2 separate regions of the Homo sapiens genome follow, and region 1 is linked to region 2. Evidence: chromatin contacts called from ENCODE Hi-C data. All regions are on one chromosome and are shown on one strand. The core of a region is the stretch at or near the end of the contact, and the rest is flanking DNA. Distances in the headings are between cores, read along the strand shown. Region 1 holds the start of CMKLR1 (chemerin chemokine-like receptor 1). Region 2 holds the start of WSCD2 (WSC domain containing 2).

What was found. A loop is a pair of places that touch in the nucleus more often than their neighbours do. Pooled maps may share reads with other maps.
Region 1: a map of ascending aorta shows a loop between it and region 2 (2.1-fold over the local background). The contact joins the promoter of CMKLR1 here to the promoter of WSCD2 in region 2. A Hi-C loop is called at or near these places in 1 of 168 maps with a recorded cell type or tissue (ascending aorta) and 3 of 50 pooled maps.

Annotation. Positions count from the first base shown.
Region 1 is chr12:108,336,162-108,340,738 of GRCh38, reverse strand. It overlaps CMKLR1 (chemerin chemokine-like receptor 1), which reads left to right and starts at 1,428. Exons shown (of 4, transcript NM_001142343.2): 1 at 1,428-1,712. RefSeq lists a silencer at 1,145-1,264 and an enhancer at 1,372-1,995.
Region 2 is chr12:108,126,182-108,130,537 of GRCh38, reverse strand. It overlaps WSCD2 (WSC domain containing 2), which reads right to left and starts at 1,250. Exons shown (of 9, transcript NM_014653.4): 1 at 612-1,250. RefSeq lists a silencer at 940-1,029.

The sequences.
Region 1 (4,577 bases), core at 179-2,678, 210 kb before region 2:
TAAGTGTAAAGCTCACTGAATTAAAGGATTGAGGATGGTGGGGAGAGGTCGGTGGGGTTCTAAGGCTGATCAGACGATGAGGACATAGTCCTCCACCTGCCCAAGACTTTGAGGCCCAAAACACAGGTTTCTCTCCTTCTCTCCCTCCCTCCCCATCTCCCTCTCCCTTCACCTTCCCCTCCTCCCCATTACCTTCCTCCCTGCCCTCCCTTTTCTTCCTTTCTTTCTTCTCCTCCCTTCCCCTCTCTTCCCCTCCCCTGCCCTTCCCTTTTCTTTTTCTTTCTAAAAATATTATTTTAGGCAGTCGTAGGCAGTCTTGGCTTTGGAATCAGACAGACTCAGATCCAGCCATGGCTCGGTCAGCATGAGCTTGGCGCCCTGGGCAAAACGACTTCTGCTCTGTGGCCCTAGCATCCTCATGTGTAGAATGGGCAAGTGATGCCCCCCCGACGTGGGTGGTGGTTCACACGGCTTACTCCATGGAAGCACTTGGCACAGGGGCCCACATGGGCACTTCTGTTATTTCTTCAGTCTGGAGGCCAAGGGTGGGCCTCCGAGCCAGACAACATAGTTGGAATCCCAGCTCTGTCAGCTGCTGGCGGTGTGGTCTTGAGCAAGTGACTTAATCTCTCTGTACCCCAGTTTCCTTATTGGTAAGACTGGAGTAGTAATAATTCCTGTTATCTAGGGTTGCCGTGAAGAGTAAGTACGCATCGCCTAGCACGCTGCCTGGCTGTCGGTTGTTTTGATTATTCCACTAATGATGGTGACCACACAGCCGATGAACCAGGCACTTAGCGCCTGGTTAGGGCAGGGAACAGAATACAGTTCTTTCCCTACAGAGTTCCTGGTGCAAGGAGTTCTCGGTGCAAGGAGAGAGACATCTTAACAGGCAAGGACAGCACTGCATCAGTGAGGTGATGGGGTGACCCTGAGGGGCACAGCAGCCCCCGAGGGTTGGGGAAGGCTTCCCTGGGAGGTGACCTTCAACCTGAGACCTGAAGAGGCAGTAGGAGACCATCGGGCCACGAATTAGGGCAGGAATAGCATCCAGGTGGGAGGAACAGCGTTGCAAAGGCCCAGGGTGAGAGGCAGCCAATCTCTCGGTCAGTGTGGAGCTTGAGCCCCTCACCGGGAGCAGAGGCGCTTGCACTTCCCCCAGCAGCCGGGTGCTCAGATGTGCTCCCTGTTTGCGCTCAGTGGGCACGGCTCCCCGGCTGCAAGAGGCTGCCAGAGGGGCGGGTCGTCCCCAGCGGGCCCCCGCCGCCACCCACAAGCCCAGTCCCCGGCTGGTAGGGGCACCCTCCCCTCGCAGCCCCCTCTCCACGCAGCTAGCCGCCCCCGCCCTAGGTCAGCCCAGTTTCCTGCCCCTCCCTCCTGCTCTCCTCCCTCCAGCTGTTTCTCTGGCTGAGTTCTGTCCCAGTCCCATTCAGGGAAGCAGCCCCGGCGGCCAGCAGGGAGCTCAGGACAGAGCAGGCTCCCTGGGAAGCCTCCGGGTGATAGGGGTGTTCCAGCTGCGGCGCTCTGGGGGTTCAGAGGGGGATCTTGAATGAACAAATGAATGAACTGCTTTCTGGGCAAACAGCCACAGCCAGAGGAGCCTGTGATTGGCAGAAAGAAGCCAGGGTGTGCAAGTCTCCCCAACAGCCTCGAGTGGCCTGCAGTCACAGGGAACCCTCAGGAAGACCTTCCGGGCAGAGACCAGAGGGAAGGTATCATCACACACTTGCCTTGGGTGTCTTCTGAGGGGGGCCAGGGAAGGGGAATGAATACTAACAGAGAGAAAAGTTTGTTTCTTTTTATAATTTCATATTTGTTAAAAGGAAGAGTTTTGTTATTATTTTCAGATGTCAAAAGTAATGCATGTTCATTGTTTAAAGAAATAGCAAGGATACACAACTAAATATATGAATGTGGATTTCCACATCTAGTTTGGTAACCTGCTTAACCACAGATTGTGAACTTTTTTCCATATCACCTATATTCTTCCAATATACATTTTTCATGGCTGCATAGAAAGGCTATCTTAAGATTATTTGACTTTTCCATAATAGATTTGCTTCTTTTTTTTTATTAGAACAGTGCTGCAATGAATATTTAGTATGACATCTTTGTGTGTGTGTCTTATGAATACCTTTTAGAAATTGCTAGATTTAAGGTTTGCCTATTTTTAAGACTTCTGAGCTTTTGGTCACACTGCACCCTGGAAGGCCGTGGCAGCTTGACCTCTCTACGATGTTATACCAGGGCACAGTATTCTCACATACTAAACCCACCTTGTTGCTACCCATCCCTTAAACTTTCCCTGATGTGAAGTCGAGAATAATATCTAGATGCTTCAATAGGCATTTCATTTCTTTGTTAGTGTTGATTCTCTTTTATAAACTTATTTTTCACATTTCTAGTCTGACTCTCCTGTTCAAGTCTGTTCCCATTTTTTTCTCCTCTGGGGGCATGTTTATCTTTTTCCAATTGATATCTAAGGGTTCTTTGTATATAAAGGACACAAAACCTTTGCCGGCACTCTCTGTTGAAAATATTCCACTCCCTCCTCTGTCTTCAGAATAGCCCATTTTAAATGGGCAAGCCAGCTTTGGCAAAATTATAAGCATTACAACATCAGGGAACTACTACTTGATATAAGCCCAATCACTCAGACCTGTGCGGTTCAGAGATGCCAGATCACTGGTCTGAGGTCACACGCCTGAACGTCCAGGTTCTGAGTCTTTCTTTTTCTATTAGGGAAAGCCCTCAACTTCCCTTTTGCATCCCCTACCTCCTTCTCAAGACCAATCTTCTCTGTGGTTCTTGCTGTATCTCCTGCCCCTTCCAAACTGGTTTGAAGGTAAGATTCCTCTAAATGCCTTGGCTGCTGAGGTGAGTGTGACTGGGTCATTCAGGCCTCTGGTGCAGGAGGAGGCAGCTTGGCCTTTTCTTTAACCTAAACCAGTGGCACTCAAATGATGATGTGTCATACACTTGGGAGGTCCACAGGAGAGTTATCTCTTGATGCACAGGGGCCTTCTTTGGACTCCCCCAAAACTTCAGGGAACAGATAACCTTAACTTTGGGCAAGTCATGCCTTTCTCTGGCTTGACTTGTTCTGAGAAGTCCCCTACCCGCACTGGGTCAGGGCTTGTCTGCTAGGCTCTCCCAGGGCCTATCCCTCCCTTATCACGGCTCCTACCACACCGTGTTCTAATGACCAGTCATCTTGTCTGTCTCTCCTTCTAGCCGGGAGGCCCCTAGAGGCCAGATCTGGGATATTACTTTTTTTCTGCATCCTCAGTCCCCTGCACAAGAACTAGCATATATTAGGGTCATTGTTCATGGAATAAATAAAGTAACCAGGTGTCAGTTTCACCATCTGTAAAATGGGGTGGGGGAAGTTGGACTGAAGTCCCATCTCTTAGATGTTTACCTAATAACTCCTCTCAGTTTGCAAACCACTTTCTCGAGATGATTTTATCAAATCCTCACCATGGCCACATGATGAAGGTACTATTAACATGCCCATTTTACAGATTAGGAAACAGAAGCCTGGAGAGTTCTGATGCTAGACCTCCCCACAAAAGGGAGTAGAACATTGTGCAAGAAGGGGCACCTTGGTCTTAGGCAAGGTACTCCCACTCTCTGGCCACAATAATATCATCTGTAAATAAGGATGATATTATTTGATATTATTATCACTCTGGGGGTGGGCTTGAATTGGCCTGCCACCTGCCAACTGAGTGACATGGAATCAGTTATTCCTCATCTTTGTGCCTGAGTTTCCTCATCTATAAAATGGGAATATGATCAGTAACTGCCTCATAAGATTATTCTAAAGAGTAAATGAGATCATACAAGTAAAGCTGTAAGCAGAGGATTTGTTGTAAAATAAGGTCTCTATAAACATTAGCTATTGTTCTGATGATCATTTCTATTCCACTGTGCCTGTCTATACCTGTGACACTCATCTGAGCCAAATGGAAATTATTATTGATTTCTTTAGTGGATTATTAATGCTCTTATTCCCACTGATGTACAAGAAAACCAAAAGCTTATTTCATTCTCTTTGAGCTACACCACATGGGTGCAGACATTACCGCCAGTTGCGAGGCTATGAAGTAGACTCAGAGCTTCTCAAAGTGCAATCTCTAGACCACCTGCATTAGAATAATTGTGAGTGTTTCTTTTTTTTTTTTTTCCTGGAGATGGAGTCTCGCTCTGTCGCCCAGGCTGGAGTACAGTGGCGCAATCTTGGCTCACTGCAAGCTCTGCCTCCCGGGTTCACGCCATTCTCCTGCCTCAGCCTCCCAAGTAGCTGCGACTACAGGCACCCACCACCCCGCCCGGCTAATTTTTTGTATTTTTAGTAGAGACGGGGTTTCACCGTATTAGCCAGGATGGTCTCAATCTCCTGACCTTGTGATCCACCCACCTCGGCCTCCAAAAGTGCTGGGATTACAGGCGTGAGCCACTGCGCCCGGCCAATTGTGAGTGTTTCTTAAAGCTTCAGTTTGGAAATCAGAATCTCTGTGGATGAGGCTTCAGTGTCTGCATGTTGAACCAGCACCCCAGGTCATTCAGATGCA
Region 2 (4,356 bases), core at 1-2,500:
TTCCCTCTCTCTCTTTACACACACACACACACACACACACACACACACACACACACACACACCCCAGAATGGACATAAGCAAATCTGCAAGGCACCCTACACAAAGCCCATTGCCTGGGCAGCTCTGGCTGTTGGCATCAGATGACAGGCAGCCTTATTCACCAGAGTATCACCCCCAAGAAACATCTTCTACAGCCAACTTGGAAATATGACTAGCTCCCTCTCCCTTGGAACTCTGCACTGGCCAGAAAGAGGGTGATTCATAAATCAAATTTACGGGGCCCACTGCCTCCCCGCTGGCCCACCTCCGCGGGAGAAGCCCTTGAATGCATGCCTGTAGGGGGCACAGGAATGCCCAGAGGAAGGATGCCTGGATGAGCCGGAATGTCCCACCCTCTGCCAGAGGAGAGAAAGTTTGTCATCTACGCAGAGCTGGGCTGTCACCACTCTGGGTTCCTCACTCGCCGGGCTCTGGACGACGAGCCCCCAACCTGCGGGGAAGCGTCTGGAAAGCGAAGCCCAGATCTAGGGGCAGAAGACATTTCGCACCAGCTCCGCGCCCGGCTCCCTCCTGGAGCCCTCTTCCCAGGTCCAGGCACCTGAGTCCTTACCTGAAGGGTCTCCGCCACTTGCAAACTCTGCCAGCTGAGCTCAGCAGGCGCCCGGGGTCCCTCTCTGCGACTCCCGCGTCCCGCTTGGCGCGCCCGCTCTGTGGGCGCCTTCCCAGCTGCTGCAGTGGCTTTAAGGAAAGGGGAGCCTGGATTTCCTTTCTCGCCACCAAGGCTCCTCCTGCCGGGCCCTGGGGCTATTTCTCCAGGTCTGGCTCAAGGGGCATCCTCTGCGCCTCCAGCGGGAAAGTGGGATAGTGTGCGCCTTGAATTGCAGCAGCGGCGACAGCGGTGGCCGGGGACGAGGAGGCGGTGGCGACGCCAGCCGGCGAGCCAGGGAGGCGGGCGGAAGCGAGAGGAAGTGAAAGCCGGGCTCCTGTGAGCCTGGCGCTCGGGCGGGCGGCACTGCGGGTGCCCCGAGCCGCGGCGAGGCCCCGCGCGGGCACCCGCCCCGGGGATGGAGATGCCCGGGCCCGGTGCGCGCAGGGCACCGGCTGCGGCTCGGCGCGGAGCTCCGGCCGCCTGGCTCTCTCTCGCTGCCTCGCCGCTGCCTCCTTGGCTGCCTTGCTCGCTCCCCTGGACTTCACGTCTCCAGCCCTAGCTCCCGCGCCGCTGCCGCCGCCGCCACCAGCAGCGCGCCTCAGCCCGGCGCGCTCCTCGCACGGAGCCACAGCACTGCCTACCGCTTAACTCCTTGCATGCCACCTGGCCCTCCCGCAGCCTCCCGGGGAGCCGGGCATAGCCGGTGCCAGGCCGGCTGAGCATATCGGGCAGGGGCCTCAGCCTTCCGGCCTCAGTGTCCTCTTCTGTAAAATGGGTTCGAGACCCAAGCCCAAACCATAGGGTCGCTGGAAAAATTCACTGAGCGGATTACGCAAAGTGCCAAGCTGCCTGACATGGGGAGTATGCACCCCAAATGGCAGAGTGCTTGCTGCTGCTGCTACTGTTGTCGACCAAGAAGCTTAGCACGGTGCCTCACAAATAGTAAACACCCAATAAAGCGCAGTTTCGGTTTTTGGTATTTAGTTTGTAGTTTTAACAGGTGGTAAGTTTTAGCTGTGTAACCTCTGGGTGATCACTCGCCCTCTCTGAGCCTGTTGCTTTCCAATCTCTGTGACCTTGGGCAAGTCACAGCACCTCTCTGAACCTTTGTGTCCCCATCTGTAAAATGGGGACAGTAATGCCCGTAGTCAAAGAATTCCCAGAGAAGCTCTGGCAGAAGAGCCCTTCTCATGACGGGGCAGGGCATCTAACGGGAGCTGGACATCTTTTCTTTCTTGATCTGGCTGGTGGCTGCACAGGTGTTTGTGACAAGTCGTTGTACTGTACATTTACATATCAAGTGCTTTTCTGTACATGGGTTAAATCTTAACTGTTTTTTGTTTTTTTGTGTTTCTTTTTTTTTTTTTTTTTTGAGAGACCATTCTTGAGCAAAACAGAACTGGGTTCAAGCATGGGCTCTAGTACTTTCTGGTTGTGTCACCGTGACCAAGTTATTTCATCTTAAGGAGCCTCAGTTTCCTCATCCATAAAATGGGAACAATGATAATACCTACTGGATAGGTGATATAAGGATTAAAGGGTTTCAAGCAAAATGGCAGATATAAAGCTTGAGGCCTGAACTCAACCAGTATCTGCTGGTACTGATCACATATTCTACAGTATTATATATGTCCCATAGTAAGGGGTGTCTGGGAAATAACAAAGAGAACTGAATTTGAATCTCCTCAACAGTTGCCAGGTAAAATACAGGATGCCCAGTTAAATTTTTAGTATAAGTCTGAAATTTTACATGGGATATACTTTCACTATTTTTTTTACATTGTTTACTCAGAACCCAAATATAATTGGATGTCCTTTATTTTATTTTGCTGCATCTTGCAATCCTAACTCCATAATTACCAGCTGTATGTCCTAAAGTAAATGACTTAGCCTCTCTGGCCTTGGTTGCCCAATCGGTAAAATAGGACTAAAGATTTCTTCTAATGTTGACAAGAGAATGAAACTGATTAAAGTGGGTGGGTGTTCCCAGCAGCACATGTTAAGCCCTCCACATTTGTTCCGTACACTTCCTGTCAATCATCTCCCTCCCTCCTCTTCGGTTCTTCCTCTTTATCCCTACCTGTCTTGAGGTTGCCAGGGCTCTGCACAAGCATTGTTTAGCCCTCTTGCTGGCCTTCAAAACTAGCAGATTATAATTAGCCATAAAAAAATAAGCAGTAAAGTTAGGATTTTCATCTAAAACACACACACAATCAATTTTGCTAAGAAGGGATGAAGTCTGTTTTTTCTAGTCCTAACCATTGAGCACACTCTAATTTTTGCTAAGGGCTTGTGCTCCACCCCTATGTATCCCTGACATGATTTGTGTTTCAGGTTTCTGAGAGAAGCCTCATCCTCTCTCATTGCCTTTTATTTCAGCTCAGAATTTTATTGTTTCTGGCTGAAGTCTGTTGCAGGACTCACGGAGGAGGGAGAAGAAACAAAGCGATCTTTGAAATAAATTATAAAGAGCAAAACAGGGTGATGTAAGAGAGTTTCCGAGCAGTAAGATCCGCCGACACCTCCGAACTATGTTCATAAAACGAGTCACTACCCCATACATCACTGTCATTTGAACCACAGTGTCTAAAAATAGGATTTGCTCTAATTTCCTCAGTAGCTGGAGCAAGTGGAGAGAATGTGCGAGTAGTGAGTGGGCTGTGTCAGGCGGTAAGTAACTTCCCTTAGATGGTATTGCTCTATTGTGGAAAGAAGGGGACTTGCCTTCAGAAATGTCAGGCATATCCTGACAGAGCTCAAAGGGTTGAGATGAAGGAATCTGGAGTCAGCCAGACCTGGAATGGAGCCCCAGCTCTGCCATCTCCTAGCTGGGTGACGTTGGGTAAGTTAATTAACCTCTCTGGGCCTTATCTTCTACAAAATTGAAAGAATAGTATTTCTAACTTTATAAGCATTTTGTGCAGATTAAGTGATAGGCTCATACAGACAGTTTACCATAGTGTCGACCATACATGTATTATGCACACAAGCCATGACCTGTTATTATAATGATTCCAGATGGACAGTATATATCCAAGGCAAAGTGTGGATGTCATTTATTCAGGGCGCTGGAGAGAATTCTAGCCCTGGAATTCAAGTGTGTGTAGTTGTCACAGATTTTTTTTTCAGGCAAAAAACAACTAACTCACATTACTATTAATATGTGAAAGGGAGAATGAGGTTGGGAAGAGGGAGTTGCAAGGGGTCACTGTGACTTTGTCCTGGGGCAGATATACACTGAAAGAGGTCTTTGAATTCAAGGAGCTTGGGTGCAGTGTCCAAGATAGGCTGGTCATAACCTCCACAGCCCTGTGTTTCTCCATCATCCATGGCATCTCTTTGCTCCCTGGCCACTCCATTTAGAGCCCTACTGTGAGCTCCCAGCATCCCCCCAGCCCATCTGACAGAGGTTGATGCTTGGTCTCCCAAGCACTCCTGGAGATCAAGAGCTGTGTCTTGTAACCACTTCTCTGTTCCTAGCACCCGACACAGGGCTTGGCACATAGTAGGTGCTCAGAAAAAAGTTGATGAATGAAGAAAACTGTCCAATATTATCATAGATATATAGAAATTAGAAGAAAACCTGGTATCTTAGTCTGTTTGGGCTGCTATAACAAAATATGGTAAACTGGATGGCTTATAAAAAATAGAAGTTTATTTCTCATAGTTCTGGAGGCTGAGAAGTCCAAGGTCATGGCACTAGCAG